Regions from separate parts of the Homo sapiens genome. Here region 2 is linked to region 1. A link is a loop called in an ENCODE intact Hi-C map of the cell type or tissue named here. Cell type or tissue: endothelial cell of umbilical vein. All regions are shown on one strand. Each heading gives the region's core, and the rest is flanking DNA. Links, peaks and the distances in the headings are about the cores only.

The links. Peaks named below come from ENCODE experiments on the same cell type or tissue, not always from the same donor. Only the 100,000 strongest peaks of a DNase experiment are listed, where the experiment ranks them.
Region 2: it touches region 1 in a loop (3-fold over the local background); 5 of 110 quality-filtered maps call a loop at or near these places.

Annotation. Positions count from the first base shown.
Region 1 is chr7:106,582,248-106,598,762 of GRCh38, forward strand. It overlaps CTB-30L5.1 (a long non-coding RNA gene), which reads right to left. Exons shown (of 4, transcript NR_187788.1): 1 at 16,507-16,515; 2 at 9,303-9,435. Among named protein-coding and RNA genes, the nearest start is that of CTB-30L5.1, 8.3 kb to the right of the region's middle. In endothelial cell of umbilical vein, for the core only: no CTCF peak of the experiment used is centred there; DNase peaks (open chromatin) are centred at 8,394 and 9,114; H3K27ac peaks cover 2,834 bases.
Region 2 is chr7:106,634,169-106,650,683 of GRCh38, forward strand. No RefSeq gene overlaps it. Among named protein-coding and RNA genes, the nearest start is that of CCDC71L, 19 kb to the right of the region's middle. In endothelial cell of umbilical vein, for the core only: no CTCF peak of the experiment used is centred there; DNase peaks (open chromatin) are centred at 6,463 and 9,193.

The DNA.
Region 1 (16,515 bases), core at 4,966-12,965:
TTCAAGTTGTCCCAACTTTCCAGACCGAACCAATGTTCATCTTACATATGTTGATTGATGTCTGATTTCTTCCTAAAATGTACAAAACCAAACTGTGCTCTGACCACAATGGGCACATGTCATCAGGACCTCCTGAGGCTGTGTCATGGGCCCGTGTCCTCAACCTTGGCAAAATAAACTTTCTAAATTAACTGAGACCCATCTCAGATATTCAGAGTTTACAGTCTCAGTAGCAACTAGGAGCACAATGTGGCCTAGTGTGAGAGAGCCCCTGGGGGGCCATGGGGACTGTTAGGAAAGTGAGCATAGTGGCGGGTACTGGGAATGTCATCCCTGATTCTGCCACCAGAGACAACCCTCCTATGTCATCCTTGCCCCATGTGCACCTGTTATTTTTACCTACTGCAGTGTATTCTTCTAAGTTGGTTTCATCTCTAACTAGACAATGGCTCCAGGAGGAGTTGAGTCTTACTCATTTTGCATCCCTACCCCCTAGCAAAGAGCCTAGAATTTTATCAATGAATGAGTAGTAGGGTTCAGCGGTAAAGGCTACTTAATGACTACTTCTACTGTCACACATATCCTGTGATTGTCATTATCTGGCTGGTATGGTTTAAGGTAAAATGAGATTAAATTAGAAACTGAGTTACATTATAGTGATTTGATAGAGAACCTGAGAAATGAAGCTGTAATCCCCTGATTTTCAACTAAGAAATCACAACTATTCTAGTATCTTCATTAATCCACAAAAGAATTGATGTGCTTTCTTGGGAGTATCCTGTCTTGTTTGATCCGCATGATCAAAGAGTTTTTAATGCAAGAATCATAGAGTGTTAGACTGGTTACAAAAATGGCTGCATTTCTCCACCCCTCCCTGTATCCACACCCATTACAATGTAACTCTGTGGCTCCTACCATCAGGAAGTGGAGTCTATTTCCCCACCTTCTGAATCTGGACTAGCCTTGTGAATTGCTTTGACATAGAATGTGATGCAAGCGACAGCATGCTAGTTCTGAGCTAAGGCCTCTAGAGACCTTGCATATTTCTCACTCAGAACCTTGCCCCCATTATATATACAAACCCAGGCTAGCCTGCTGGATAATCAAAGACACATGGTCTAGCCACCCATTGACTCAGCTGACAGCCAGCCAACCACCACACATGTGACGTCATCCTAGACCAGAGAGCCCCCAAAATAGCTGATACTCACAGAATGTTGAAAAGCTGTTTTTCTACTCTGGTCAATAACTTTGACAGTTACATTCTACCCTCAGTCAAACCAGTCCCTCAATTACTTTCATATTGGAGAATATCCAAAGGGGAAAATGAATCAAGTCTTCATCCCTTTCTTGACACAGATTTTGAAAATCGCTAAAAAAGAATGAGTCTACTTGCAGAATTGACTCTTTCCAGGCTTCCTACCAACTGATAACAGAAATATGGGTGTTATACATGCATGCTAATAAAAGACTTCACCAAACTGCTTTATATAAAAAGAGTATACACACACATAAATATGCAAGGCTAACAAAAGGAACTTAATCTAGGTGGTGAGTTGTATTAGTCTGTTCTCACACTGCTATGAAGAACTACCTGAGACTGCATAATGAAGAAAAGAGGTTTAATTGACTCACAGTTCTACAGGCTTAACAGGAAGCATGGCTGGGAGGCCTCAGGAAACTTACAATCATGGTGGAAGGGGAAGCAAGCATGTTGTATCACAGCAGAGCAAGAGAGTGAGTGAGCGAAAAGGGAAGGGCCACACACTTTTAAACCATCAGATCTCATGAGAACTCACTATCACGAGAACAGCAAGGGGGAAATCCATCTCCATGATTCAATCACCTCCCACCAGGTGCCTCCCCCATCACTGGGGATTTACAATTCAACATGGGGTTTGGGTGGGGACACAGAGCCAAACCATATCATGACTTAATACCAAAATGGCAGACCCAATGTTTGTTAGTTAGAATGAGGTTCAGCTGTGAGTGACAGACAGCCTCCCCACCCCCCATTTCCACTCCATCACCTAAATGACAGTAGCTCAAACAGGGTTGTAGTTGATTTCTCTTACATCAACGTTTAGGAAGAATGTTAAGACCCGTTGACTCCTGATGCCAGAAGCCCAGGGTCCTTCTATCTGGTTGCATTGCCATAGGTGGCCTTGATCCCATGAGCCAAGATAGCAGCATGTGCATCCCACACAGTAGGATGGAAGAAAGGAGGGGGAAGAAAAGGCAAGCAATGCTACTGCTATCACCTCAACCAATTAGCTAACACAGCCAGCTGCAAGGAAGGCTCAGAAACGGAATCTCTGAGGCCATTTGCTCAGCTTAAATTCAATTACTATGGCATTTGGAAGACAACTAGCAATCTCTGTCATAGAATGCTTAATATCATGTGATAAGTTTCTACTATGTGACAGTAGTAACATCTTAACTTTCCAGTGAGTTCGGTTCCCAATTATGTTTATATATTGGCTGTTTGTAATCTGGAAAGCAATTTCTCACAAACATTTCGACTGGCTATCTTCCTAGGTCAATAAATACAACCTATTCTAGCCCACAATGTCCTTGAAATATAATTTTCATTTTTACTCAATGATCCTTTATTCCATCAGTCCAAGGGAAAAAAAATACATTCCAAATGACTACAGATTATGTATCTCAGGGGCAGGAAAGTTCCTCCTAAAACAGGAAAGAATGAAGAGAAAGGGGACCCTTTGGGACTATGAGGGTGCCGTACATTTGCATCCAAGAAAATAAATCTTCTTTTCTAGGGCATTAGTCATTCTATTCTAAGGTTCTGAATTGGGGAACACAGGGCCCACTGGGGGATGACAGATCAAGATCACATTCTGACACATTCTAACCTCATCTTATCTTTGTTGAGGGACTGCACTTCTATAGACCACACAGCCCTAAATATACTTACAGGGCACATGAAGGGCAAGGTCGAGCTGTCCTGGGACCTGGAGCCACCCTTTGGCTTCACTCCTCCCCAGTTCCAGGTTTTACTATATTCAAAGGCTTCCCATGAAGGCCAGTCTTTAACCAAGTCCACAATTGGCTTACCTGAGGAATTCTTGCCTGTGTGTGTGATAAACACATCCACACCTCCAGAAACACAGATACCAAGAAACAGAAGAGCCGAGCAAGACAAAGACAGAGACAGGGTGAAATGTGAAAAATTCAGAAGCACTTAGATTCTGTCATTTCATAGGCATCTAAATCATGGGGGACATGGACCATGAGGCATTTCCAACACAGAAATCTTTGAAATGATTTAATTTGGTAGTTGACGTTGTTTCCCGCTCCCATCAAGCGGTTTACCATTGCTGACAGATGTCTTTTCTGATTATCGCTGGGAGTCTTGCAACTTTGAAAGCTATTGATTAATGCATCTGTCTTCCCAGCCTTGGAAACCTTTTTACTAGGCTGCTTGAGAGAGTTGGTTAAAAATTCATCTTCCTATATTCAAGCTCTCTAAAAATTTGTATTAGGCTATATAAGCCATATGAGGGAGAGAAATACAGGTTTCCAAGAATAGGTTTTAAATGGGCTTGAATTCTTTTTTGGTCTACCTTTCAGGAATGTGCTCTGCTAGCTGGCTAAAGGGCATGCCGAATGATAACATAGCCTCCTTCTAACTCACTTTCAAATAGGGAAGGGCTATGTGGCGAATTTTGTGTGTGTTTAATTTTATAAGCAGACTAAGTTTCTTTCAGGAGGTTGGGTTTTGATTTCGACTACCCCAAGAAACGTTCCCCAGAACTTTCCTTTAGGTATATACAAAATAGCTTTTTCTGTTGTGTTTCACTAAATTGTTGGGCAGTGAGATAAACCCATCCATAAAGTCTCCTGCCACTTCCTGTGGGGAGGCTGGAATACTGCAGACACTAACTTAAGGTTGGAAACAGTTTGCACAGGTCCAGGGTGACTCCTTACACAGGGGCCTCACAGCAACTGGCATGCACAGTGTCTAGGCTGTTTCCAGCAGAGCTAGACCTGTCTTCTCTTTCAGAAATCAAATAAGAACCAAGACCCTGCTGAGCTATTCTTGAACTTTCCTCTTTTCCCTGGGCATTTTATATCATCCAGCAAACCTTGCCCTTAGATTCCGGTGCCTAACCATCCTTTCCTCCCAAGGATTTAGGGACATTCAAACGTATGTTTTCCACTGAGTAACTAAGGATTAAGAATGTACATATCCTTGCATAGTACTTCTCACATCAATACGATTAGTTTGTCCTCTTGGTGCAAACACAGGGATGGTGATCAAAATATTTGATAACCTATAAAGCATGGCAATCCGCAATAAAAATGGAGGCTGGCCATTATGTGAGCTCAGTGTATACCGCAGAATGTTGGCCATGTCGTGAGTGGAAAGATTTCTTCTGGTAATCAATGTCCAGGTTGGAAGATTCCTACCGTGTTCCCATCTTTCTTAAAAAGAGGACATAACTCTTACTGGCCTGGAGCTCGTTCTTGTAGAGGATTCATCCTTCGCTCTTCTGGGAGTTTGAGTGACAGTGTTTATAAGATGTGGCGAGGCTGAGGATCTATCTGTAGTTTCTAAACACGCCCATCAATTATAGATTATCCCTTGCTTCCAATCAGTTACCAGGGTCTCTCAATTCTGCCTCCTACATAGTCCCAAATCATTTCTGTCTTCTGTCCCCTCTACCTCTTTGGTTAGGCACTCTTCCTGCCTTGCCTGGATTTCTCATAACTGGTGTCCCTGCTGTAGGTATCCCATTCTAACCCATCCTGAACACACATGCAGGGAGGGTCTTCTCAGCACAGATCTGAGTGTGTCACCACAGCGCCTACAATATCTAAATGCTGCCCTGTAGGAAATAAAATCCAGCCTCTAATAATTCCAAGCACTTTGTGATGTACCCCACAATGTTCCCACATGCTATAATCAAAGTCCTATGCTCTAGCCAAGCCCAGTGACCTAAAGCCCCTTGAAGGCGCAGCTCTTCCTTACCTCAGTGACTTTGTGGGAGCTACTCCCTCAGTCTAGAGTCTGGATTGGAAGTCTTTCCTGATCTGTCCAGGAATATTCTCTACAATCTCAGAGAGCCTTATCTAAAAATCAAAAAGACTCTTCTCGAGGTCTTCTTTATAAATGGGACCATGTGTCTGTCACAACAACCCACCCCTACTAAGTGGGCTGTTTACTCCCAGACATTTACTCCTAGAATGAGTGGAGGAGCAGAAAGAATAGGAGTTTAGGGTCTTAAGAGGACACTTATTGCCTGGGATGATATTCACTTAACATCTATTAAGTTGTAGCATGTGACATCGCCATTTTTGTAAGTCAAAAATGGTAGAACGTCGGCCACTTCATATAGTTCAACCTACTATAAACCACGATCTCCATTCCCATGAAAGAAAATCCAGCTATTAGTCTCCACCTGCCAGGTCTGCTGTGCAGTGGTTTAGCATCGTGGTCAAAAGCTTGGATGGCAAACTCAGAACTGGATTAGAGTTCCACCTCTGACTACTTGCTGTGTGTCACCTTGGACAAGTTATTTGCCATTTACAAGCCTCAGTTCTTACATCTATAAAGTTGGGGATAATAACAATGCCTTCTTCATAGAGAGATGGTGAGAATTAAATGAGATCATTTGCATAAATGGCCGAGTTCACAGTAAACACTTTCTAAATGGCAGTTATTGTGAGCATCAAATACAGTATGTGGCTCGCTAAAATGCTCTACAAAAATTAATTTTAATTACCCTGTGTATAACTTAACAGTACAACTAATTTGCAATCTGATTGCTTTGTTGATGAACATAATCTTTAGATCCTGAATACACTGTAGAATTCCTTTCTCCTTTTAAAAACCTTTATTCACAGTATTTATTGACCAGGACCCTGGATGGGGCCTGCCTATGCATTTCCTTCTCTTTTCTTCCTGCATAGTTCATGTGCTATTAGTAGGACCTCAAGAGACTGGAACAGAATTACCAGGGACCCCAGCACCTGCCCCATCCTCTTTCTCAAACTTCTAGACTCCCAGTGTCTACTGAAAAAGGCAAACGGGTAGGCAAGCAGCAGCACCAGGACAGGTGAGTAATGAGGGTATTTTATCTGTGAGACTGTAGTAACGCCATCCTGGGGGTGAGGTCTTCACAGGATGGCCGTGTGTATTCCTCTGTGGGCTATCTCCTGGCTTGGCCTGTGTTTCCAAGGTCACATGGAGCTCCAAGCCTGGTCACCTAACTGTCTCACTGGCTGACTCTGTGTAGCACTGAGAAGGAGAAAGATAATGGACTAACTGTGGCAGTGCGGGCCAGGTCTGGCATCTTCAAGTATGCTAATCAGTCTTTCGCTTTTCCTCCTTTCCTATAGCAAAGGCCCAGAGGGTTTGGAGCATGTGGCTCTCATCTGCTTCACAAATGACTGGGTGATAGCTGTCCTCTGACTTCAAAGAAAAGCTGTTTCCTTACTGAAAGGCTTCACATTGAAGTTCTCAGGAGAGGAAGACTCAGTCTCTCCCAGATGACCCATAGCTCTGTGCGGCAGAACCACGGTGACAGTTTGTATAGGGCTTTCCCTCCCAGCTTCCTGGGCTTCCTCTGACTCTGGTTAGAGGAGGTGCTCAAGGGGAGAGATCGAGGCCTCTGCTCCTTGCTTAACTCAGTCCAGGGCAGAAGAGAGAATCATGATGCTCCAGCCAGAGAGCCCTGGGAATGGCTGCCAGTTCCTAGGTCTGCATCCCTCCTATTCCTGCAGCCAGACCCCTCCCCTCCTCGCCGTCACCATGCTCAGGCATGGGACAGTCCCGCACCTGGGTAGGGTAAACCTAAGAAGTCTATGCAACAACAGATAGAGTGACTCGGCTTCTTTGTTCTTGCTACTTGAGCCTTGTGCCTTCATCTTGATAACTGGCTTCCACATGATGGTGAACAGGCTCAACCTGTTTCCTAGTTCCCCCGTCTTGATGATTTGCCTGATACCTAGTTCTAAAAGGTGGGGGCCTGCCTAGCTCTAAAGGACTTATGGCCAGCCAGAATTGAAGAGAACAGCTGCTCCAAGAACTGCCTGCCATATGACATGGTACAGGAAGGGGCTGGTGTTCACTGCTGGAGACAAGAGAAAGTGGTCAGCAGAGAGGCAACAAGAGAAGAGACAAAGGGGAGAGCTAGGAGAGGAGCCACATGGCGCCAGGAACCCGTAGTTAGCTCTTCCGCCTCACGTGGTTTTGATGGCCTGAATACAACTTGATTGTACCCACCTGATTCATGAGGGGACTCCTAGGGCTTTGAGATAAAGCAATGTCAGTGGGAAACAAACAGAAAACTACACTAAGCATTCCTTTTCAGCCATTATTTTAAACATAGGGTGTGTACCTGTGAGGCAGCAAGAACACTCTTAATTACTCCCTTACAAAAAAGTCTAGCTCATTTCCACATCTTTGCTTCCTTTTTAACTTTGCCAAAATGCATACCCAAGCACATTTTGGAGGAGCATGTCCTCAGTCTGGTCACAGTCACTGTGACATCTTGGTCTATTGAATGGTGCCTCTAGAGTTGTGCTCACTGAGCCTCAGCAGCTGTATATGGTAGCTCCAAATTTGATTCCAGGATTATTCCGTCTGCATAAGAATTTTATCGAGTCTATTTTCTATGTCTATTCGGAAAACATAATATATCCTCAACCAGTTATCACAATCTTCATTAAAATTTGAATTTATCATGATCCCTTCCCTTCCCATCACTAACTAGTCCTCCTGGCAGGATTTGCCTCCTAACTCGCTCCATCACCTGGGCTGGAGTGTGGTGGCATGATCTTGGCTCGATGCAACCTCCACCTCCCAGGTTGAAGCAATTCTCCCACCTCAGCCTCCTGATTAGCTGGGACTACAGGTGTGTGCCACCATGCCCAGCTAATTTTTTGTATTTTCAGTAGAGATAGATTTTTACCATGTTAGCCAGGCTGGTCTTGAACTCCTGACCTCAAGTGATTCACCCATCTCGACCTCCCAAAGTGCTGGGATTACAGGCAGGGGCCACTGCCCCTGGCCTAGGACTCAATTTTTTAACCTCTGCTGCTGGTAATCCATTGAGATCTAGGTATGCAAACATAATAATGGTAATAACGGGCAGCTAGAATTTACCAAGAATTTCCTATGTGTCAAGTACTGAGCTAAGGGCTTTACAGGCATTATTTTATTCTCACAATCTCTCAGTGTTGTCATCTCTAGACTTCCATTTCTAGAAATATGACAGAATGGATATCCCAAAAAGCCTCTTACTGCAAAACATCTAGAACTGATTTATCAAGAACAACAAGCAGACTTGTAAAAGCAAATCTGAGCTGGTGAGAAAGAGAAGGAATTTCCTAGGAGTGAAAACAACAGGAAGAAGCTGAAGGCAAAGGAAGTCAGATAAGCCCTAATAGCTTTGTCTGGCCTACCGAGTTGACTGATCCCAACCAAGGAGGCTGGGTTTTAAAAGCCACTCAGAAAAACAAGACTAAGCCTTGAGCCAGCTCCAATTAGAAAGCTGAAACTTAAATGCCAACATAAATGTATTGGAAAAGCAGCAAGGCTGAAAAAAAGCACTGATCATTCATGTTGAAAAATTGGATAAAGAAAAGCAAATGAAATCCAATGAAGGTTGAGTGAAGGAAGTTATAAAGAACAGAAATTGGCCGGGCACGGTGGCTCATGCCTGTAATCCCAGCACTTTGGGAGGCCAAGGCAGGCAGATCAACTGAGGTCAGGAGTTCCAGACCAGCCTGGCCAACATGGTGAAACTCTGTCTCTACTAAAAATACAAAAAAATTAGCTGGGTGGGCGCCTGTAATCCCAGCTACTCGGGAGGCTGAAGCAGGAGAATCTCTTGAACCTGGGAGGCAGAGGTTGCAATGAGCCAAGATCACACCATTACATTCCTGCCTGGGCGACAAGGGCAAAACTCCATCTCAAAAAAAAAAAAAGACAAAAAAAAGCAGAAATTAACAGAAAACAAAACACTTGCATCTAAAGCTAGAACCCTTGAAGAAGTACAACTTGAGTGGAAAGAGGCAACTAGAAAAAATTCCATCCACTGGCACAGGAAGACTGCATAGAAACTTGCCTGTCTTGGCCTGGGTCCAGGTTGGAATTCAAAAGGTTCCTATGGAATTCATAAACACAGACCTTCCCTTGCCCAGGTTGGAGCAAGCAAACAACTATTGGATAAAGGAGCATGAAAGAAGTCCCGGGTTGGCAAGGTCCCTACAAAAACCCGGAAAAAGCAAAGACGAAGCACCAGAGACCCTCCACATGGGCTGTGCCCACTCACCGTCCAAGGAAGACGGCCCCTCAAGCCTGTTGAATCCAGTTTCTCTTCCAGACCTCCAGATCCAAGTCCATACCCATTCTCTTGAGTCTTGCTTCTCAAAGCAGGGCGCTGGAACCAAGTGCATCAGCATCACCTGGGAAATGCGAATTTACTGACCCCTAGCTCAGACCCACTGAATCAGGAACTCTGAGGGTGGAGCCCAGCAATCTGTGTTTTACCATGCTCCCCAGGTGATCATGATGCACACTCACATTTGAGATATTTATACCCATTCTTCCTCCTGAGGAGTACCACGAGGACAAGCACGTTTAATACATTCCAATAATGTTGGAAACTACTGCTCTGGATTTTAATGATATCTTAGGCTTATCGAACCCTAAGAAATAAAAGTTTTAGAACACCAAGCAGGGTTTTTATTTTCAAAGCTTTGGAACTTATATGAGTCATTCTTTTTAGGTTTTATATAAAATAGTAAACCTTTAAACACATAGAGTTTTAGCTAGAGAATGAAATTATCTTACATAATTATTTATAATCTATGCAATAATTAGCATAAGACTAAGAGATACCAATTTTCTTCACATGAATAGAGCATAATTTACATAAATTATAATGCTAATAATCTATTTTCAGTCCAAAATTTGTGTGTGTGTGCTGCGTTTTCACTTGCATAGAAAAAACCACTATGTCACATAGAATAAGCATTTATTCTGTTGCTTGGAGTATGTGAATAGTTATTAAATTAGGATTATGTTGCTTGAGATACAAGTAAATCATCTAGTCACCTCTGATTCCTCACACCATGATTGGTTAGTTCTTACTTACAGTTTTCCATAATATTTATTTCAACTTCATGTAGGTCTGAAATGGTCACAGATCTCATTAAAAATGAGAACTTTTATTTCATGGAGTCTATGACATCATGTTTTCTATTTCATATTGTTGTTTAATCAGAACATGTTGGTGTTCCATAAATTTGCTTGTGTCATATTGTAGTGAAGATAAGAGGACTTGCTGCTTTAAGCAAGATCTGAGGATACTCTGGGGTCCTCTGCATTGGTTCAGTTACTACAGACTAAGGTTTATTGGCTCAGTTCTGTGAACCTATAACTTCAATGGATAATTTTTTTAAATGATCAGACCTTGGCACAAACTCTATGTCAGTAATTACAACAAAAGATACTATTTGAATAAGAACATTTGTGTCCACTAAGCAAAGCATGTCTGACCTAATTCCAAAGTTTCAGACTAATACAATCAGTGGTCAGAATACCACCTGCTTTCATTCTTTCCACTTAAGCACATGGCAGGGTGTGTGTCTACTGGCACAAGTGCAATCAGTGTAGGAACTCGGTAATTTTGAGAACTGCCACAGGTGGAGAAAGTATTTTTAGGCATGCTACCTGCTCTGCCCAAGCAATCTTTGCAGGTGACTCAATTTCAACCTGAGTCTCCTCACTCCACATCTCCTCTTCTTTAACACCTCTCCCTCAAATAGGTCCTTTACTCTCCAGACCCACAGTCAGACCTACTTTTCTGGACAGAAGGTGTTTGGCCCAGGGAGTCCAAGCCAATTCTGGCTCCTGCCATGACAGACAGATGAGCCATCAGAGAGAACAGCTCCACCTCTGCCACCAGAATGACACACATCCCATATGCATCACCTTCACTCATATCAACATCTCCTTCATTTTCTTTTCCACAGCCATCAACATCAACATCCTCATCAATGTTTCAATGGGTCATGAACACCAGTGCAATTATTACCACGATCTGAAATGCCGTCACTATTTCCTACTTGCTAAGAAATGGTGTGGTCTGTTGGGAAAAGAAAAACAGCTCTAAAGCCAGGCTGAAATACTTTCAAATTATAGCTGTAGTTACCATTATTTGTGAGACTTGGGCAAGTTCCTTACTTTGAACATTATTCCTTAGCTGCAAAATGGAAATAATACCTTCCACCCATGGTACCAGCAAAGATTAGACGAGATAAAATACATAAAGAAGCTAACACTGTCATGGCTCCTAGCTGGTACTCAACAAATGTAAATTTTGTATGTTGTAGATCTTCAGTAAATATAGAACAAGTGACTGAATGGATACCAAAGGGAACCAGATATTCTTAATAAACACTTTATTTAGGCTAAAGGTTTTTAAACATTAAGCTGTTGTTCATAGCCCAAACTTTCCTTCAAGTACAATTGCATGCAGAAGGTCAACACTGAAAAAAAAAACAAACAGAGCTGCTTCCATTAAAGCAGGGGTAGGGGTTCTGTGGTCCTCTTAGATCCATTTGTCATTGCACATCAAGTCACCTTTGCCCTGGACTCCCAAAAGCACAGTTTGAAAACCACAGACCCAGGATATATTCTTAAAACTAAGTTTTACTATAACTTTAATCTAAGTTCCACATATTTTTGGTTAGTTCTATTTTCTTTTTGTTAATCTAAATGAAATCTTTATCATTACATCTTCTAACTTGTATTGTTGATACATTGGAAAGCTACCTTTATAGATGAGTAAATTATCTTAAAATTTTTTCCAAGTTTTTCAGTCTATTTTACTGGCATTTCCCAAGTACATGATCACACTGGATACAAATGATGATTTTTTTTTTCTCCTCCTTGTCAGAATTTTTCATGTTTTGGTGTATGCCCAAGAACTTCCAAAATAATGTTACATAAAAGTTGTCATGGTACCCATCCTACTTAGTTCTTGATTTTAATTAGCTTTCTTTTAGGCTAGTTATTCCTACTTTGTTGCCAGAGTCCCAACCCCCTGAAATTCTGATTTAATTGGTCTGGAGTAGGTCTCAAGCAACAGTAATTTTTAAAAACTCCCAAGGTGATGCTTATGTTCAGAGATTGAGACCCGCCCCTCAGTTCCAGGTAATTTAGCATGGATATGATGTTGGCTTATTTAATATTGATATTCTTTATCATGTTTAGGAAAAATTTGGTGTTCTTGGTTGCCTAAGATTTGTTATTTGTTTGCTTTAGAAATAGTGTTACAATGGTCTGTTGAGATGATTGCATTATATATTTATATATTTTTTTCTTACTGGATATATTAAAGTGATGAATAAAACATCCTTGTATTCCTCAGTTAAACTCAATTTGGCCATGGCCATGGTAATTCCTTTACTGCATTATTCAGTTCAGTTTGCATTTATAATTTGTAATGATATCTTTTTATGTAGTCTCTGTAATAATAACAATAATACTAGCATTATGTTTAAGGATTAAATGTTTGCTATGTTCCAGATACTGTTCTAAGTTCTTTAAATAATTATTTTATTTATTTCTCAGTCTTTCATCTATGGAAACTGAAGCAGAAAAGGATTAAATATCTTGCCCTTGGTCATACTACTAGAACATAGGAGAGCCAGGATTTGAACTCAGGTAGTTTGGTGCTGGAGGACATGCTTTAGGGCACTATTTCATGCCACCTGTCCATGCCATCATGTGTCACCTGGGTGACACTGAATAACAAGTTCTTTAGCCTCTCACTTCTTCAGTTTGCTCATCTGTAAAATGAGGATAATAGTTATCCCTCCCTCATAGGGTTTTAGGAGTAATGTGTAAATTAATACTTGTGAAATCTCAGAACCTTGCCTGGCACTGAGTAAGAACAAAATCAAGTGTTTGTTAAATAGAACCAAACCAGGCCATCTGGCACTCGGGTCTTATACATGGCCTCTTTGGCATCAGGGTTATACTGGTATTAAGAAAATGACTTGAATAGCTGACCCCAGAATCTTTATTGGAGGAAATTCCTTGATTAAGCAGATTTCTTCCATGGTTTTTTGTAAATTAGTTTTCTACTTTTCCATAATAAATTTGTTATGTACATTTTCTCAAAACTCATTTATTTTCTATTTTATTGGCATATATTTTTAAATAATAAGAAGCTTTATACTGTAATCACCTTTTACTTCTTTTGTTTATTTGAATTTTCTCTCTGTTTCTTTAAAAAAAAACCCTAGTTTTGATTTTATTAATTTTGTTTTGGATTTTTTCCCCAACAAGCCAGTATTTATCTCTTAATGCTATTAGTTTTATAAATAATGTCTGATTTATATATCTATCTTGTTGAGTAGAATGCTTCATTTATCTAGTTTTAATTCAATCATTTAAAGTAATAGGAAGCATCAAACACCATAGAATTGCCTATGTACACTTTTGGGCACATGCAACCATTTTTGATCTGCACTGTTACTCATCAACGCGCTTGTGGAGGGTTGCTCCAATCACTTCATTCACAGTCAGCCCTTTTCTCAGTCACAATTATTCCCTCCCTACTTGTTCTCTAGCCTCTCCCTTCTGGGGCCTCTCTTCTAAAACAGCTATTTTCTTGACTCAGTTTATCTCCTTCCAACATATGATTATACGTAATTGCAACGAGGGAGGTGAGGTTAGATGATTTTCATTCATTTTTCTGATCCAGTTGTGGAACACAAACTCACAAAGTCACAATTGATAGTTCTTCCCTATACAAACAAGAAGTAATCAGAAAACATAATAAAAGAATTGGTGCTATTTACCATAAAAGAAGAAGAGGAAAAGGAAGAGGAAGAAGAGGAGGAGGAAAAAGGGAAGAAGGGAAGGAAGAAAAAGAAAGGATGGGAAGGAAGGAGAGAGGGAGTAAACTTAAGAAATGTGCAGTAACTACACAAAAAAAAGACTTTCAAAAAACTTTCCGAGAGACATTTTAAAACAAAATCAGCTTGAATACAAATGAAGAGCATTTTTAATTGAAATAGGAAAAGCTAATATGGTAAGACTGTCAATTCTTTCTAAATGAATATGTAAATTTGTTGCAACCCCAATAAAATATTAATTGATTTTTTAAATATAAGAGCAGCTGGTTCTAAGACTTTTGTATAAATATCAAAATTCAAGCTTAGCCAGAAAAAAAATCTACAAAGGAAGCATAATGAATTAGGCAAGCCCTATTAGATAATAAAACATATTATAAAGCATTTGTGATTAAGCTAGATGAATGAATTGATAGAGAATCCAGAACTAGACTCAAACACATATGCAAATTCAGTTATGACAAAGGTGACATTTAGAAGCAAATGCATTCTTCAAATGATAGTGATTCTATTCATAAAGTTATAACACTTTTTTCTTACCAATGTTTTATTATTATAATATTATACATTTATTATAGTTACATTTATTATAAATATTATGCACTTTTTAATATAAATGAATCTGTAAAGTCCTAGGAAAAAAATAAAGGAATTATTTTATATTCTGGATTGGGGAAAAGCCCTTTTAATATTTACTAAGTACTTGTTGCCAAGCAATTTTTAAGCACTTTACATATATTTATTTATTTAATTCCCACACAATGTTATAATCCCCACTTTACAGATGAGAAACTAAAGCACAAAAAGGCGAAGTGAACTTGGCGCTTGGACCAATAGTTCAAAAGCGGCAGAGTGGAAGTACAAAGCCAAATGGTTTTACTCTAGAGCTTGTGTTCTCATAAACTACCTGGAAAAAAGACAAAGATGAAGGCCAGTGGCAGGTCCTGGTGCAGCTTGCTGGGCTCCATCCCTCCTTGGCTGTGAAGCATAGGTAGTCCCTGACTGTCATGTCCACAGATGGGTCATTGTTAGCACAGGTATGACATACTGTGGCATTATTATTTATCCTGTGAACGAATAGCAAGGTGGCCCTGCTGGCAGGAGAAGAAATTGTGTACTACCTGGACGTGAGAACCAGGTGATATGATGTGTGAAAGGCAGTTTTGCAAACTGGTTAAGTAATTATGCTAGACCTGGCAAGACCTTACTCTAGAAACACAAGATATGATCACAAACAACCCATGTGTTTCCCACAAAGAAGAGAAAGCTGAAGAGGCAAACTCAGCAAACTTCTGCATGCCCGATGGCCAGGGCGTACTGGCATACTTGTTTAAAATATACCTATTGTGCGGATCAGTAAGCTATAACTTCTGCAGGATTTATATGTCAGATAGCTCATTTTTGTCAACCCTCCAACCAAGCTTTCTGAAGAATTACTTCAACTCGTTCTTCACTGTCTACTCCAAATTAAATTCCAAATGGAAAAATATTTTGATATAAACCAATCTATAAACTTCCAGAAAAAAACATGGGGAATTATTTTTATACTCCAGAGTGAGAAAGACCTTTCTCATTAAGCTCAGATGTTATAATGAAAAAGAAGGATCATTTTTACTATGTTAAAATTTATGTATGGAAAAAATAATGTCAAAGACAAATAAAAACTTGGGAAAATATTTGCCCCACCCATAGCATGCAAAAGGCTAATTTTCATTATACATTCGAGAGTTATTTCAAAAAAAAATCATGAACAGAGCACACAAACAGAAAATTCACCAGAAAATAAATATAAATGGCATAAAAATATAAAAAGATATTCAACCTTAAAATTTTAGATGGTAATTTAAAATAAAATGAAATATCACTATTCATTTACTGGACAAAAATCTTTGCTAATGCACAGTATTGATGAAAGGAGAGAAAGAGACACTTCCAGACAGTGAATAGACAAATTGGTACATCTTCTTTGGAGGACAATTAAAAATGATACTAGTAATAATAATATAAATAGCTTACTTTTTTTGAGTATCAGCTATGTCAGATAGACGTTCTATGTGTTTCAGATATTCTAACTCATTTACTCCTCATAACAACCAAATGAGGTAGTTTCTATCACTATCACTATGAGAACACTAAGGCACAAAATGATTAAGAAACTTGTTCAAGATCACATGTCTAGTAAATGGAGAAGCTGAGATTCAAACCCAGAAAGTCTGGAAAATTCAACTTAAAACACCACACCACCACACACACACGCACACATGTTAACTACGGGTTGTAATAGATGTGTTAATTAATTTGACTGTAGTAATCGTAGTAATCAGTATCCAGTGTACATATATGTGTATCACATCAACATGTTGTACACCTTGAATATATATATACTTTTTATCTGTCAATTAGATATTTTTAAATTAAATAAACCAAGCTTGACAACACCCATAAAAATTCAAAAATTTTATACCCATTATATTCATTAGGATTAGATTTAGGTACTTGACATAGAAAAGAAAATAACTGTTGCTTAAACGAGGTAAAAGTTAATTTCTCTCCCAAATAAATAAAATCTGGAGGTATATAGCTTAGAACTGGCAGGGCAGCTCTTACCCTATAAAG
Region 2 (16,515 bases), core at 4,471-12,470, 51 kb after region 1:
CTGATCTATGCTGAGATTGTATCTCATTGAGTATTGCAATTCCACAAGTGAATGAGTATTTCATCTTTGAAAATATCTTTTTACGCGATAAGAACTGCCAAATACTAATATTGATTCGTGAGCATATGATTTTAATTGAGCATATTGATCACTTGAAAGGCATTTGTAGGGTTCTATTAAATGTTTCCCTTGACATTTTTAGCATATGATTACATTGCAAATTAATAGCTTCCAGTTGAAGGCTCAATGGAAGCCCTTCAAATGTTCGGTTAAATGGATTTTGAAATATGGAAATTTGTTTTGCCCTTGCATTGAGTCCAAAAGATGTTACTGAGACTGCAGTTAGAACTCAGAAAATATAACCACTGCAAATTTGCAAGGAAAATTGCATGGAGATCTCAATTCTTGTTTTATCTTTTAGTAACACTGGATGTGTATAGGGCAGGTTGACATTCAAGTAATGTTAGTTGTTGAAATGACTTTACTGCAGTATAAATTTCTTATATGAGCACTGCTTGGCCTTGTAATTTTAGGTGAAATTCATTAAGAAATACTATGAAGTCTACAGCAAAAACTAATTTCTAAAGCCATTCAGTATTGCTTAGTAGTGGCTGAGGACCGTTCTCATTTTAAACAATTTCAACTTCAGCCCTGAGCTCCAAAAAATTACAATAAAACGTTACCACTGCTGAACCACTGAATTGCTGTGTGGTACAGCAAGTCAGGATATTCAGCTTCTCTTTCTAACAAAAATTCATGGAACTGATTATGGTTATGTCCATGAGAGTGAATGAGTCTACCACTGAAACTTGGATCAATGACACATACCAGATAAAAACATTTTCAGCAAAGAACCCACTAATAAGTAACACAATAAATAACTGTAGATTTTAAATGCCTTACATTTTCCCAACCTTTGTAAATTTATCCAACTAAGCATTTTGCAGCTTCATACATATTTTTACTACCATTAAGTGTGACATATCGTAGTAGATTCCGTCTCAGATTGTACTGGATTAGTATTTTCTCAAATTCTTTGAAAATCTCTTACAATTTCACACATATTTTTACTGTCATCAGATTTGGTATTTCTTAGCAGATTCTACCACAGGTTGTACTAAATTGGTGTTTTCTCAAATTCTTTGAAAATATTCTCACCTCTAGTTGCTCCATGCAGACTATTTATAGAAGCTAATTCTTCAGTCACTTCCAAATTGGCATTGATTCCTTGAATCAGTAACAACTGAGCAGTATCAGTAACATTGTGGGCTCATCGGGAACCAAGAAAAACCACCCTAAATTATTTGTCTTTTTTTTTTAAATTGACTATTGATGTTGCTTCCAATGTCCTCAACTCTCTGAGCAATTGTTCTTACTGGAAGGCTAAAGGTCTTAAACAAGTTTATTTTCTCTGGACACATTTCTTTGGCTGTTGTAATTGATCTCAATTTAGTTAACTCACCATGGGTAAACCGCTTTCCTTGCTTGGCTAACAAGCCACTCAGAAACTTCTTTGGTTGCAAGCTCATTCTCATTTTTTGTTTTTGTGAAGAAATTCTGCTTTGATGAGAAATTCAAGTTTAAATTTTTCTAATCATTGCTTTCCTGTGAGATGAGAATGTCACAATGATTGTTCAGTCTGGTTATGTTGACATCTATTGTATTCTTTTAGCATAACTATATTGTCATTGCATAGTAAGCAAAATGTCTTGCCAAGTAATTCTATTATATAGCAAAGTAATACACACTCCACTGTATCTTAAAAGCTTGATATTCAAAGTCTACTTTTTCTTTCTTGTTATCACTTGATGGGTATTTACTGTTAATAATAAGAAATAAATTTAAGAGAGGGAAAAGAGGAAGGAAGGAAGGGAGAGAGGGAGGCGGGGAGGGGGCAGGGGGTAGAAACAAAAACAAAGAAAGAAAAGAGGCCAGTCGCGGTGGCTCATGCCTGTAATCGCAACGCTTTGGGAAGCTGAGTCGGGCGGATCACCTGAGGTCAGGAATTCTTCAAGACCAGCCTGGCCAACATGGTGAAACCCCATCTCTACTAAAAGTACAAAAATTAGCTGGGTGTGGTGGCATGAACCTGTAAGCCCAGCTACTTGGGGGGCTGAGGCAAGAGAATTGCTTGAACCCAGAAGGTGAAGGTTGCAGTGAGCTGAGATCATGCCACTGCACTCCAGCCTGGGTGACAGAGCAAGACTCTGTCAAACAAAAAACGAAAGAAAGAAAGAAAGAAAGAAAGAAAGAAAGAAAGAAAGAAAGAGAGAGAGAGGGAGGGAGGGAGGGGGAGAGAGAGAGAGAGAGAGAGAGAAAGAAAGAAAGGAAGAAAGAAAGAAAAGAGAAAGAAAGAAAAGAAAAGAAAGAAAAGAAAAAGAAAAGAAAGGAAGGAAGGAAGGAAAAAAAAGAAAGAAAAGGGAAGGAGGGAGGGAGGAATGTCACTGTATGATGCTAGAAATGCAGTTGAATTTTAACTTTCACTGCAATTTACAGCATTCCAAGCAGTAGTGCAAAGTGAGGATCACCATATACAGTCTCTGCCACAGCTACTCAACTTTGCCATTACAGTGTGAAAGGACATAGACAATAGGGAAACAAATGAGCATGACTGGGTTCCAGTAAATTTTATTTGTGGACAGTGAAATTTGAATCTCATAATAACTTTCATGTGTCATGAAATACCCTGATTTATATTTTCCCCAATCTTTTATAAATATAAAAACCATATTTATTCCATGGCCATATAAAAACAGGTGGTCTACCAGTTGTGGCTGGTGGGCTATAGTTTGCTGACTACTACATAGATCATTAGGTCATTTCCAAAGTTCATCCAGCTCTGTGAGCCTAAGATGCCCTTGAGACAGCAATCATCCTAGTTACTTCCTTTATGCAGGGCACCTGTCCACTTCTGTCTGCTTGAATATTTCAAAGAAAGGGATATGCAGTTTGCCTTACAACTTAACTTTTTTTTAACCATTTCATCTACTTTTATTTACTTTTGCCAAATTTATTCTTAGTTTGTTTTCTAATTGTTTACTTTTTTTAAGGAACAAAAAGCACAAAGATGAGAGCCATAATGTGTTACATCATTTGGGATCCATACAAAGGAAAAGACTTTTTTGATCTATTCATGCCCTAAAAATATACATTGCATAACAGTCCCAGAGGCTTCTCAATCCCACAAATGACTTAAGAACCAAAGTTCAAAGACAGACTAGTAGTTGTCAGGGTTGCAGGTAGGGAGAGAAATTAACTACAAAGAAGTAGCACAAGGGAATTTTGTGGTGTGGGGGTAGCAGAACGGCCTATGTCTTGTTAGTGATGATGGCTACAAGATTCTATGCATTTGTCAAAACTCACAAAACTTTACACCAAAAGAGTGAAGTTTACCATATGTAAATCTTAAAAGTGAGTAATAAAGAAACAAAATGTAACAGGGACATTGGTTTGAGCTCCAACATGTTAAGAACTTGGAAGTCATCTATGACATCAAAAGGAGAAAATTGATAGAGAAAATCCATAAAACCAAAAGATGGTTCTTTGAAAACATCAATCAAACTGATAAACTTCTAGCCAGGCTAACCAAGAAAAAAAGGCATAAATTGCTAGTATCACAAATGAAATAAAAATAACCACTACTAATCCCATCAACATTAAAAGGATAATAATAAAAGAATGCTATGAACAGTTCTATGCCCACAAATTTAAGAGAGATATTGGTCTGTAGTTTCTCTTGCTTATAATGTCTTTATTTGGTTTTGTTATTAGGGTAATGTTGGCTAATTCTATGCTAACTTAAATGAAATGGACCAAATCTTTAAAACACATAAACTACTAAAATTCACACAAAGAGAAGCAGATAAGTTGGATAGTCCTATCTTATCAAATAAATTTAATCAAGAATTAATAATCTTAAAAAAAGCACCAGGCCCAGATGGTTTCACTGGTTGAATTTATCAAACATTTAAGTAAAAATGATACTAGTTCTCTACAATCTCTTCCTGAAAACAAAAGCAGAGGGAACACTTCCAACTCATTTTGTAAAGCCAACATTACCCTAATAACAAAAGCAAATAAAGACATTATAAGCAAGAGAAACTACAGACCAATATCTCGCTTAAGCATAGATGTAAAATTTCTCAATAAAATATTAGTAAATTAAATCTAACTATGTATAAAAAGAATTATACAACATGATCAAGTGAGACTTTTTCCAGGTATGCAAGTGTATTAGTCAGGATTCTCTAGAGGTAGAGAACTAATGGGATATATATAAAGCGGAGTTTATTAAGTATTAACTCACATGATCACAAGGTCCTACAATAGGCCATCTGCAAGCTGAGGAGCAAGGAAAGTCAACCTGAGTCCCATAACTGAAGAACTTGGAGTCCAAAGTTCAAGAGCAGGAAGCATCCAGCATGGGAGAAAGACATAGGCTGGGAGGCTGGGCCAGTCTAGTCTTTTCAAATTTTTCTGACTGCTTTATATTCTAGTCATGCTGGCAGCTGATTAGATGGTACCCACCCAGATTAAGGGTGGGTTTGCCTTTCCCAGCCCACTGACTCAAATGTTCATCTCCTTTGGCAACATCCTCACAGACACACCTAGGATCAATACTTTGCATCCTTCAATCCAATTAAGTTGACACTCAGTATTAACATCACAGCAAGGCTACTTTAACATTTCAGAACAAGTTAATGTAATCTATCACAAGAGGATAAAGAAGGAAAATCATATGGTCATATCCACAGATGCAGAAAAGCATTTGGCAAAATCCAATACATTTGCATGATTTAAAAAGAGAACAAAAACAAAACTCTCAGCAAACTAAGAATAGGGGGATCTTCCTCAACTTGATAAAGCGCATGTAAGACACACCAATAAAAGTTATAGTTAATGGTGAGAAATGAAACACTTTCTGAAATTATCCTATCGCCTGATATAAAGAAGCCAGATAGGTGAAAGACATCCAGAAAGATCACTTTCCTTGTAATCTCTTTAGAGGTTTACAAACCAAAACAAAAAAACCACATGTTGGTTCTTCCTCTTTCTATATTGTCACTTCTTAGAATGGGATCAATAGCCCTCAAATATATCATTCTCTTCCCTCACCCATCAAACCATTTATTTGGGCTTTCTAAGCAGGGATCCAACTTTGAACAATCTTTTTACCTACTTGTAGTGTAACACACTCACCCCTTCCAAACTTTCAACTTTCAAAGTCCACACCTTCCAAGGTACCCTTCTTAACAACTTCCCCATTTAAGTTATATTCATTCCCAAGATACAGATTCTATGACTTCCCTACATAAAAACATGATCAGCTTGATTTTGAATAAAAACTACTCACAAATAGGATACATGTTTCTTCTTCCCATAGCACAGCAAGTTAGAGCCTATATTAATCGACAGAGATGATAACATATCAGGACACCAAGAACAATTCTGATCTGTTGAAGCTTTTCTAGTTCAACTCTGACACTAACGGTTGACTAGTCAACAGCTTGTGATTCTATCTTTAACTAGGTTGAAGAAAACGCAGCTAGTCAGATATTTAGAGTAAAAAACTCTCAGACACTGAAGGGTACCTTACGTCATCAGAGGGAAGTCATGTGCTGTCTCGGAGTTTACTTCTTCATTACTGTCAGAGGCATTCAAACTAGAGTGACTCCATCTTGAATAGTGACTGGGTAAAATAAGGCTGAGACCTAATGGGCTACATTCCCAGGTAGTTAAGGCATTCTTAGTCACAGGATAAGATAGGAGGTTGGCACAAGATACAGGTCACAAAGACCTTGCTGATAAAGTAAAGAAGCTGGCCAAATCCCAGCAAAACCAAGATGGTGACAAAAGTTACCTCTGGTCTTCACTGCTCATTATACGATAATTATATAATGCATTAGCATGCTAAAAGACACTCCCACCAGTGCCATTGACAGTTTACAAATGCCATGTCAATGTCAGAAAGTTACCCTATATGGTCTAAAAAGGGGAGGAACCCTCAGTTCTGGGAATTGCCCACCCCTTTGCCAGAAAACTCATGAATAATCCACCCCTTATTTAGCATATAATCAAGAACTAATAATAATTATAAGCAGCCGAGCAGCCCATGCCTCTGGTCTGCCTGTGAATAAGACATTCTTTTATTTCTTCACTTTCTTAGTAAACTTCCTTTCACTTTATGGATTAGCTTCAAATTCTTTCTTGTACAAGACCCAAGAACCCTCTCTTGGGATCTGGATTCAGACCCCTTTCAGGTAACATTACACACAGCTAAAAGATTACCTGCAAATAGCATGTCTGTCCTTATGCTCTGTTGATTTTTTTGGTTCTACAGGGTAAAATCCAGCGTTGCATAAATAATGGGTGATGCCAAAAATCTTCACTGTTAGTCATTTGTTTAGATGTCAGTTTCAAAACCTGGTTGTCTAGACAGCTAAAACTGGCTGAGTGCAGGGAGTTTCCAATTTCCACAAATGGGAATTGATGGAAAGAGTCAGCTAAGGAAACCAGCCTGAAAGCATGATGTTTCTGGAACCTCAAAGATAAGCCATTAGCAAGCTGAAGAGTCACTGGCAACAGGTTATGCTTTAAACGGTTCATATATAGGAGCTTCTTAAATATAGCTTCAATATAGACTCCACCTAATAACAAATGAATAGCACAGGGAGTAAAACCGAATCACAACAATGACAGCAATCCTTCCAGTAAAGAAGATACCAGGGAGATAATATATGCTGCACAAACTGTACATTTGACAGCTCTAGGGGTTGCCATTTACATAGTATTCCACATAAATCATGCCTGCTAGAGATGTGCAGTGCACAACTTGTGCAACCATAAGCAGAAAACCCCAAAAGATTCTGTCATTAATATATAACAAAAATGCACATGACAAAGAGCACAAATTTTATGTCTGAAGTTATAAGCATTATGAATTGTATTTATTTAAAAGAGAAAGATTGATAAATTGGATTTTGTCAAATTAAAACTTTTATGAAGGACACCTGTATGAGAACAAAAAGACAAGCTACAGACTGGGAGAAAATATTTGCAAATCACATATCCAGCAAAGATCTTTTATCCAGAATATTATATATACAAGTACATGAAAAGAAGCTCTGCAGTATTAACATTTAGGGAAATAAGGTGCCTTTACATATGTAAAAGAATGGCTAATATATATATATATATTTTGGAAGACAATACCAAATACTGGCAAGGATGTTGGGCAACTGCAACTGTCATGCACTGCTGGTGGGATGCACTGCTGGTGGGATGGTACACCTACCTTGGAAAACAGTTTGGCAGTTTCTAATAAAGTCAAACATATGTTTATCATATGACCTCACTCCAGGGTATTTACTCTAGAGAGGTGAAAACATATTCACACAAAAACCCATACAGAGATGCTTATAGCAGTTCTATTCATAATTGACCAAAACTGGAAATAACACAAATGTCATTCAACAAGTGAATGGTTAAACAAACTCTGGAATATCCATACAATGAAAGTTCGCTCAGGAAAAAAAAGGAACTATTGATATATGAATAATATGAATGTATCTCAAAGGCATTACGCGGAATGAAAGAAAACAGTCTAAAAAATTAAATAAAATAAAGTTCTATTTATATGATATTGTGGAAGTGCAAAGCTATGGAGATGGAGATCAGGGGTTGTCAGGGTTAGGGTGGAGGAGGAGTTGACTACAATGGGACAGCATGAGGGAATTTGGGGGGTCCATTGAACTGCTCTATATTTTGATGGGGTGGTGGTTATATGGCTCTGCGCATGTATTAAAGCTCAGCCAGACATGGTGGCTCATGCCTGTCACCTCAATACTGAGACTGAGATGTAATTATTATATACTAATGACAGAATCTTTTGGGGTTTTCTGCTTATGGTTGCACAAGTTGTGCACTGCACATCTCAACACTGAGACTGAGATGAGGTGGAAGGATTGCTTGAGCCCAGGAGGTTGAGACCAGCCTGAGCAACATAGTTAAGAACCTCTCTTTACAAAAAATAAAGCTGGGCGTGGTGGTGCACACCTGTAGTCCCAGCTACTCGGGAGGCTGAGGTGGGAGGATCACTTAAGCTCAGGACTTCAAGGCTGCAGTGAACTGAAGTCATGCTACTGCACTCAAGCCTGGGTGGCAGAGCTAGACCCTGTCCCCCCTCACCCTCCTCAAAATTAAAACTCACAGCACTGCCCACCAAAAAAAGTTAATTTTACGGTATGTTAATTAAACTATAAAAAAGCGTTTTAAAACCCTCAAATCTCTCTTCTATACCACTCCTGCCCCCACTCTCATTCCTGTCATTTTCACCTCTCCTGGACGACTGCAATTGACTCCCAGCTAGACTTCTCTTCAGTTGCAATATTCAACTCTGTTTTCTTGATGAATTATTATGAAATATTTCTATTGCACAAAATGTTATAAAGAGAAACAAAATCAGTCATATCTAAATAGCTCTACCCTCTCGAGATTGGGCAGGTATACCACTCCTTATGGTTTCCCCAAAACTGAGACCAAACGCGAAAATTAAAATAAGTATCCAAAAGAATATATGTTTGTATTATGTTACACACTTATACCATAGCTTAACAAAAATACAGCTTTATCATGGTGCTGGAAATAGAGTTTATTTTTATTTTTTATTTTATTTTTTTTGAGACAGAGTCTCGCTGTGTCGCCAGGCTAGAGTGCAGTGTCATGATCTTGGCTCACTGCAACCTCCGCCTCCTGGATTCAAGCAATTCTCCTGCCTCAGCCTCTTGAGTAGCTGGGACTACAGGTACATGCCACCATGCCCAGCTAATTTGTTTTGTATTTTTAGTAGAGATGGGGTTTCACTCTGTTGGCCAGGATGATCTCAATCTCTTGACCTCGTGATCCGCCCGCCTCGGCCTCCTCCCAAAGTGCTGGGATTACATGTGTGAGCCACTGCACCCGACCAGAAATAGAGTTTATTCCTATACCCACCCTATTTTATTCATTTGTGGTCCATTTCTGTGTTTCCTGACCTAGCCCCTAAGCCTACTGCTTCTGGCAGGTGCTAAACTAGTCCTAGTTGAATTGAATTTTTTAGCTGTTTCAACTCAGTAGCTCTTTTGACCTGTTGCCTTTGTCATGTGAACATGGAGAAAAAGTGGATGAAAGAGTTCACGTGCTAGACTTGGCACAACAATACTAATGCCTGGAAAAGAACAACAACATCCCAGAGATAGCATCTATTAAACAATTAATTGGCCATTTAAGAAACATGAGTCAGAAAATAGAAGAAAGAGAATTTCCCAATGGGCTACTAAAAAAAATGCACTGGAGTTAAAAATTGAAAGAAAAATAAAACAAAAGTATTTTATCCCAATGTTATTGCAGGTGCTCCTGGATTAACTAGACAATCGTGAGGCAAGTGATTTTAAAACAAACAAAAAAATTGTAAAATAGGCACTGGTATAATTTAGCAGATAATCAGAGCTGCAGCAGAAAACTACCTTTATTTGGAAATAATTAGTATGCCATAGCTACTCAGAGGAGCCACATTTATTGCTAATAGCTGATGCTCAGGTGGTGCTGATAGTTCTATCACCAAAACTAATTAAGGGTCTTAAAAAGGAGGAGGGAAACCACAAGGGGAGACAGAGATGGCTGAACAGATGGGGTGGCTCAGAGGCTCCATCAAACAGGATGCCTTCATTGCAAAGTGAATAATTAGCCTGGAAATTCAAACACACACACAAGGCCTGCAGGCCCCAGCACTAGTGCTGAGAAAATTAGGGGTCAAGCAGAAGAGCTAACAGTTATTGAGCACTTACTCTATGCCAGGCACATTACCTGATAGAAGCCTCACAACCACCTCTGTTTGCAGAAGAAGGAATTAAAGCTTAAGGAAGCTTTGTAGTCTGCCAAGCTCACACAGCTTGTAAAGTCATGCAGGTAAGCTCTACACCCAGTCATTCTGACTCCACAGCCCATGACCTTACTCACAACATACTGTCTCATGCATCCAAAATCAAGCTGTGGTGACTGCTCTGGTTTAACGTCTTCTCCAAAAGACATGTTAAAATGTAATGGCCATCGTGACAGTATTAAGAAGCGGGACCTTTACAAGGCGATTAGGTCATGAGGGCTCTGTCCTCATAAATGGATTAATGCCATTATCATGGGAGTGGGCTAGTTACGTTGGATGTGGGCAACTGATTAAAGGATGAAGTTTGGCCCACATTTCCTCCCTCCTGTCTCTGCCCCTCACTCCCTCTTGTGCGCACACTCTTTCTCACCACGTGATGCCTTCTGCCATGTGCGACACAGCAAGAAGGCCCTCACCAGATGCAGCCCCTTGATCTTGGAATTCCCAGCCTTCAGAACTGTGAGCCAAATAAATTTTTCTTTATATATTACCCAGTCTGTGGTATTCTGCTATAGCAGCAGAAGACAGACTAAGACAAAGATCCTTGCACCATTTCTGATGACCAGTTTCACAGGTACAGGTCTTGACTTACATTCAGAAATTTTCTAATTGTAGTGCTCTCTCTCCACTCCAGTTTGGAATTTACTTGTTTTCAGAACTCTGATTTCTGAGCTGAAATGATGTGAAAACGAAACTTGAAAAATAAATAATTGGATTAATGCATCAGTATGTTATTCCCTGATCTTAGCAACTTACCTACAGCTATCAGAAATATAATATGATGATAGAAAGACATATTGTGTCTAATTTAATCCATCGAGGCCAAACCCTGGAAGAAAATTTTTGGAGCCAGCACTTCTTTTTCTCCAGTCATTCATCCACACAACATGAAGAGCTGCCTGCTTTGTCTATGTGTAGGCTTGTTGGTAATTTTACTTCAGGTTTCAAGAAACAGAGACCCATTCAAGCTGTCTTAAGTAATGGGGGTTTGTTGCAAGGGTGAATGTGGAAAAATACAGGATTCTCAACTACTGGATCACACTACAGAGAAAAAGAGGAACCACAACAAAGCCAGGCCTCCCAGACACTGTGATTAGTTCAGAAACTGGCAAATCGGTGACTGAGTTACCCATCAGCCTCTCAGCAACATGACCTGTTGATTCCTCTTTCAGAAGCTGGCTACTACTGCATTTATTTTCACTGTCATTCTTTACCATATTGTATCTGCTCATTCAAATATTCTGCTCACTTGTGCTAATTGTAGAAACATATGGAAAATATAGAAGGTGAAACCACCATTCAGGTGGTTCTTCAGTATTTTTTTCTACACATACACAATATTTTTAAAAATAAAAAGATCTACTCAGCAAGTGGTGCTGGAACTAATTGAATATCTGCACAAAAAGACAGAAAAAGGCCAGGCGCGGTGGCTCATGCCCATAATCCCAGCACTTTGGGAGGCTGAGCTGGGTGGATCACTTGAGGCCAGGAGTTCAAGACCAGCCTGAACAACATGGCAAAAGCCCGTCTCCACTAAAACTACAAAAAATTAGCCAGGCATGGTGGTGCATGCCTGTAATCCCAGCTACTCGGGAGGCTGAGACATGAGAATCACTTGAGCCTGGGAGGCAGTAAGTTGCAGTAAGCTGAGATTGTGCCCCTGCACTCCAGCCTGGGTGACAGAGCAAGATTCAGTCTCAAAAAAAAAAAAAAAAAAAGAACAAGAATAAAGAAAGAAAAGAAAAAAAACGAACTTCAACATTGTATCAGATCATAAACAAAAATTAACTTAAAATGTGTCATAAACCTAAACCTAAAAGCAACAGATATAAAATTTTTATTTAAAAAAACATAGAAAAGTATGATGACATTGGGGTAGGCAAAGATTTCTTAGATCACAAGAAACGTAAGCCATATTCATTGACTGTGACAAATGTATCATACTAATGTTAATAATAGGAAAAGGTGGGTGTGGAGTATATGAGAATCTTCTGTGCTATTTTTGCAAGTTTTCTATAAATCTAAAACTAAACTAAAAACTTTATATCAAAAAAGCATCAACCATTAAATTAAAAAATGAATAAATTGATAAATTAAAAGAATTTGCTCTTTGAAAGACACTATTATAAAAATGAAAAGACATATTATAACCTGGGAAGAAATATTTGCTGATCACATATCTGACAAAAGAACTGTATGCAACATATATAAAGAACCCTCAAAAATCAGTATTAAGAAAATAACCCCAATTTTTAAAAATTTGAATAGAAGTTTCACTAGAAAAGATATATGGATAGCTTATAAGCATATGACAAGATGACTGATGTTAGTCATTAGGGAGAGGAGATACCATTACATAACTATAAGCATGGCTCAACTTGAACAGTACTGTGAGCTGAGAGAACACAAAGCAACTGGAAGGCTCACGTGTTGCTGGTAGGATTGCAAAGTGGTACAGACCCTTTCAAAAAGAGTTTGGCTGTTTCTTAAGCATACACTTACCATGCAACCAAATAATTCCTGTCTTAAGATGTTCACTGAAGAGAATTGAAACATATGGCCTATACACAAATATTCATAATCATCAGAAACTGGAAACAATCCAAATGGCTGGAGCTGGTAAATGAATAGATTGTGATATATCCATACAATGTAATGCTTTTCAGCAAGAAAAGGAATGAGGTATTGATACACACAACAAAAAAAACTTCAAAAGTGAAAAAGTGACATGTAAAAGGCATATATAGCATATTATTTTATTTATCTGATATTCTGGAAAATGAAAAACTATAGTTTTCTAGTGCTATGGTCTAAATGTTTGTGACTCTCCCAAATGCATATGTTGAAACCTAATCTCCAATGTGATATTAGGTGAGGCTTTTGGGAGATGATTAACTCATGAGGGTTCCATCCTCATGAATGGAATTTGTGCCCTTATATAAGAAACCCCAGAGAACTGGTTAGTCCCTTTTACCACGTAAGGACACAGAGAGACGGCACTGTCATGAGGAAAGGAGCCCTCCCCAGACACCAAATCTGCCAGTGCCTTGATCTTGGACTTCCCAACCTCCAGAACTGTGAGAAATAAATTTCTATTACTTATGAGTTACTTAGTCTAGGGAATTTTGTTACAGCAGCCCAAACGAACTAAGACAACCAGAGACTGGGAGTAAAGGGAAGATATTGACTACAGAGGTACATGAGGAAACTTTCTGGGGTGGTGGAAAGAGTCTATATCTTGATCATGGTTGTGGTTACACCACTGTATACATTTGTCAAAACTAATCGAAGTGTATACCTGAAAAGCAAGAATCTTACCATATGTAAATTGTACCTCAATAAACTTGAGTTTAAAAAATAAAACTGAGATATCTTCTATATTATTTTATATACTGTCTCTCTTTCTCACTTAACATCAGAGCACTAAATACACCATGAAAACATGACTTTAATGACTACATCAAATTTTACTGTGTGAGTATATGGTAACTCATTTAATTATTGTCCTGTTGTTGAACATTGTTTAGTTCCAATTTTTTAAACGTATATTCTCACATGAGCATCTTTGTATAGCAATTCAGTCTTTCACTACTGCACTGGAACAAATTCCAGACATGAGCCAAGGGTATGAGTGCTAGTGTAAGGTTTTGAAAATTTACTGCCAATTTTCTTCCCAGACAAGCTTACACACCTATCATTGGAAGAGCGGGTCTTTAATAAAAATCTTAAATATATCTTTTTTAAAGAACATGAAGCAATAACACAAATAGAGGTTTATTCAAATTACTCTGGGTTTGTAAGAAAACGAATAAATCTACAGAAAAGACAGTCTTCTGTGAAATTTCCAGAGGTCCTCTACAATCAGTTTTTTAATAACATTTTCCATTTAGAAGAGAGATTACTTTTTCCATTTATAATATATTGCTTTGCATAATGAAGAACAAATAGCAAAATAATTCATCAAAATCCTATTTACACATGTATTTTCAAGAACAACCATTTATTTCAACTAAGATGTCTCCCTTCTTTTAACCCTTTTAACCATTAGTGCCCACAACAAGTAAGATTGTTAGAATTTTCATAGGAATCTTTCAGTGTTACAAATTCTGTATTTCACAATAAAATCCTAAGCTCACAATATTTTTTCATGTGCTGATGCCATATTCAAGACACAATTTATGCTAATAGATGACTCTTCCTTATAATAGAAAAAAACCAACCTTATTGAGTTTCTAACAATGTCCCTACTCACACGTTAGCTCTGCTGCAACTAAGATAAACACATTGCTTACCTAACATTTTAACTATAAAGTAACCAAAATAGAACAATAACTCTTGACAAAGTTGAATTCAGTTTCAAAATGTCTTCACGGTGAGTAAATAAAATTTCCGAACCTGGGTCATGTGATCCTGGAATTCTGATCATCATCTTTCATTGCTGACTTTAAAGATAAATAATGTTTGTCTGAATAGCTCCATCTGAAGCCCTCTTTTCTCAATTATTTATACAGGCATGAATATTGATAGTACAGTTTCATGCAGAACTTTAACCACATCATGAAACTTCAGAACACAAGGAACCCTGATTTGCCCAAATCCTCACAGCATGTTGGCAGTCATAAGACTGTGAACTCAGGTTCTAAGCCTTGGGATCTTCAGGCTTGGCCCACTCCACCTCTCTCTCTGTTCTACCTTGGCTTGGGTAACACATTTGACTGTCCATGTCAGGTTTCTCCCGCCAGATTGCTCAGTCTGTTAAGTGAATTTGAATTACACCAGTGAAAGTTCTATTCCAAACCATCCTTAATATTCCACTACATCTTCCAGAGAGACCAAAGCCAACTTCTAAAATCAAAGAAATGTATTTAGGATTTTTTAACAATGTACACTTCTAGCACATCAATTTCTACACCTAATTTTATTATCTGTTATTTTTAGGACTTTTTTTTAAAGGAAAATGCCACATTTTGAATAGACAATCAGAATAAATAAGAGATCCCTCCACTGTGATCTTTTTTTCTCTCTCTCTATCACACATACACACACACACACACACACACACAGAGTTTCCCACAGACTGTTGGTGTACACACCACCAAGGAACCTACCCAACCAATGCCAAGGCCATAAATCTCCCCCAGTCAACTGTTGGGTTTTAGACAAAGCTAAGTCTTTCCTCTCAGGGCTGGAATGCCATGGACTGAGGACCATTCAGCTCAGACATTCTTAAGAAGGCCATCCCAGGCCAGGTGTGGTGGCTCACACCTGTAATCCCAGCACTTTGGGAGGCTGAGGCAGGTGGATCACTTGAGGTCAGGAATTTGAGACCAGTCTGACCAACATGGTGAAACCCCTTCTCTACTAAAAATACAAAATTAGCCTGGTGTGATGGTGCATGCCTGTAATCCCAGCTACTTGGGAGGCTAAGGCAGGAGAATCACTTGAACTCAGAAGGCAGAGGTTGGAGTGAGCCAAGATCACACCATTGCATTCGAGCCTGGGCAACGAGAGCAAAATTCCATCAGAGGAGAAGAAGAAGAAGAAAAAAAGAGGAGGAGAAGAAGGAGAAGAGGAAGAGAAGGAGAAGAGGAGGAGAAGGAGGAAGAGGAAGAAGAAGAAGGAAGGAAGGAAGGAAGGAAGGAAGGAAGGAAGGAAGGAAGGAAGGAAGGAAGGAAGGAAAGAAGAAGGAAGGAAGGCAGGCAGGGAGGGAGGGAGGGAGGGAGGGAGGGGGGACAACCATCCCAAAGCAAAATTGAAGGAGGCAGTGTATCCATCGGTCCACTCTCTACTCCTAGCATTTCTCTCTCCTTGTGTCTTCTCTCCTTCCAGGTCTCCAGGCCTCTTGTTCCCCTGCTGTCCCCAGTTCCAATTACCTGAGAAGCCTATCTCATGTTTGACTCCCACAGCAAAGCACTCTAAAAACGAAAGTCTGAGAAAAGCTAACCTTCCCAGCCAAATGAATCAGCAGAAGAAACACAGGACAGAGAACCAGATGATGTGGATTCTCTTTCCAGCTATCCCACTCACTAGCTGAGCAACACTGGGCAAACCCGTTGGCTCTCTGGACCACAGCAGTGAAAGGAATGAGGTGGGCTGGGTTGTTTCTGGAGATTGTACTGAGCCACACCTCTCATGGTCTAGAAAGGCTACACCTTAATTGGAATAAAGGGCCCTCCAGCATCAGGGAGTCAGTGAGTGATGGAGATACTTCAGGTGCAGTGGATGCAGCAGGTACTCCCTGGCAGCAGCTCCTCCTGCCATGCTCTTGAGAGCACACTATGGAGCCCTCAGCCGACTGTCAAGCTCCACACTCAGAGGCTCTGTAGCACAATCTGCATTTGTTCCCCAGGTTTGCATAGTTACCCCGAACTAATTTGTCTCTTGACCAAATACTTCAGCAAAAAGCCATTGAATGTTTATCAAACCCTTAGGACATACAATTTTGATGAGTCCCTTCTGGTTTATTTTGCTTTGTTTTAAATATCCAACTCGAGAGCAAACTAGATTTTCAACAACAAAAAAAGTTTGTTTCACCAAGATAATATACATATCCAGAAGTTCTTTCACTGTAGCCATCTGTATCCCCAGAGCATTAG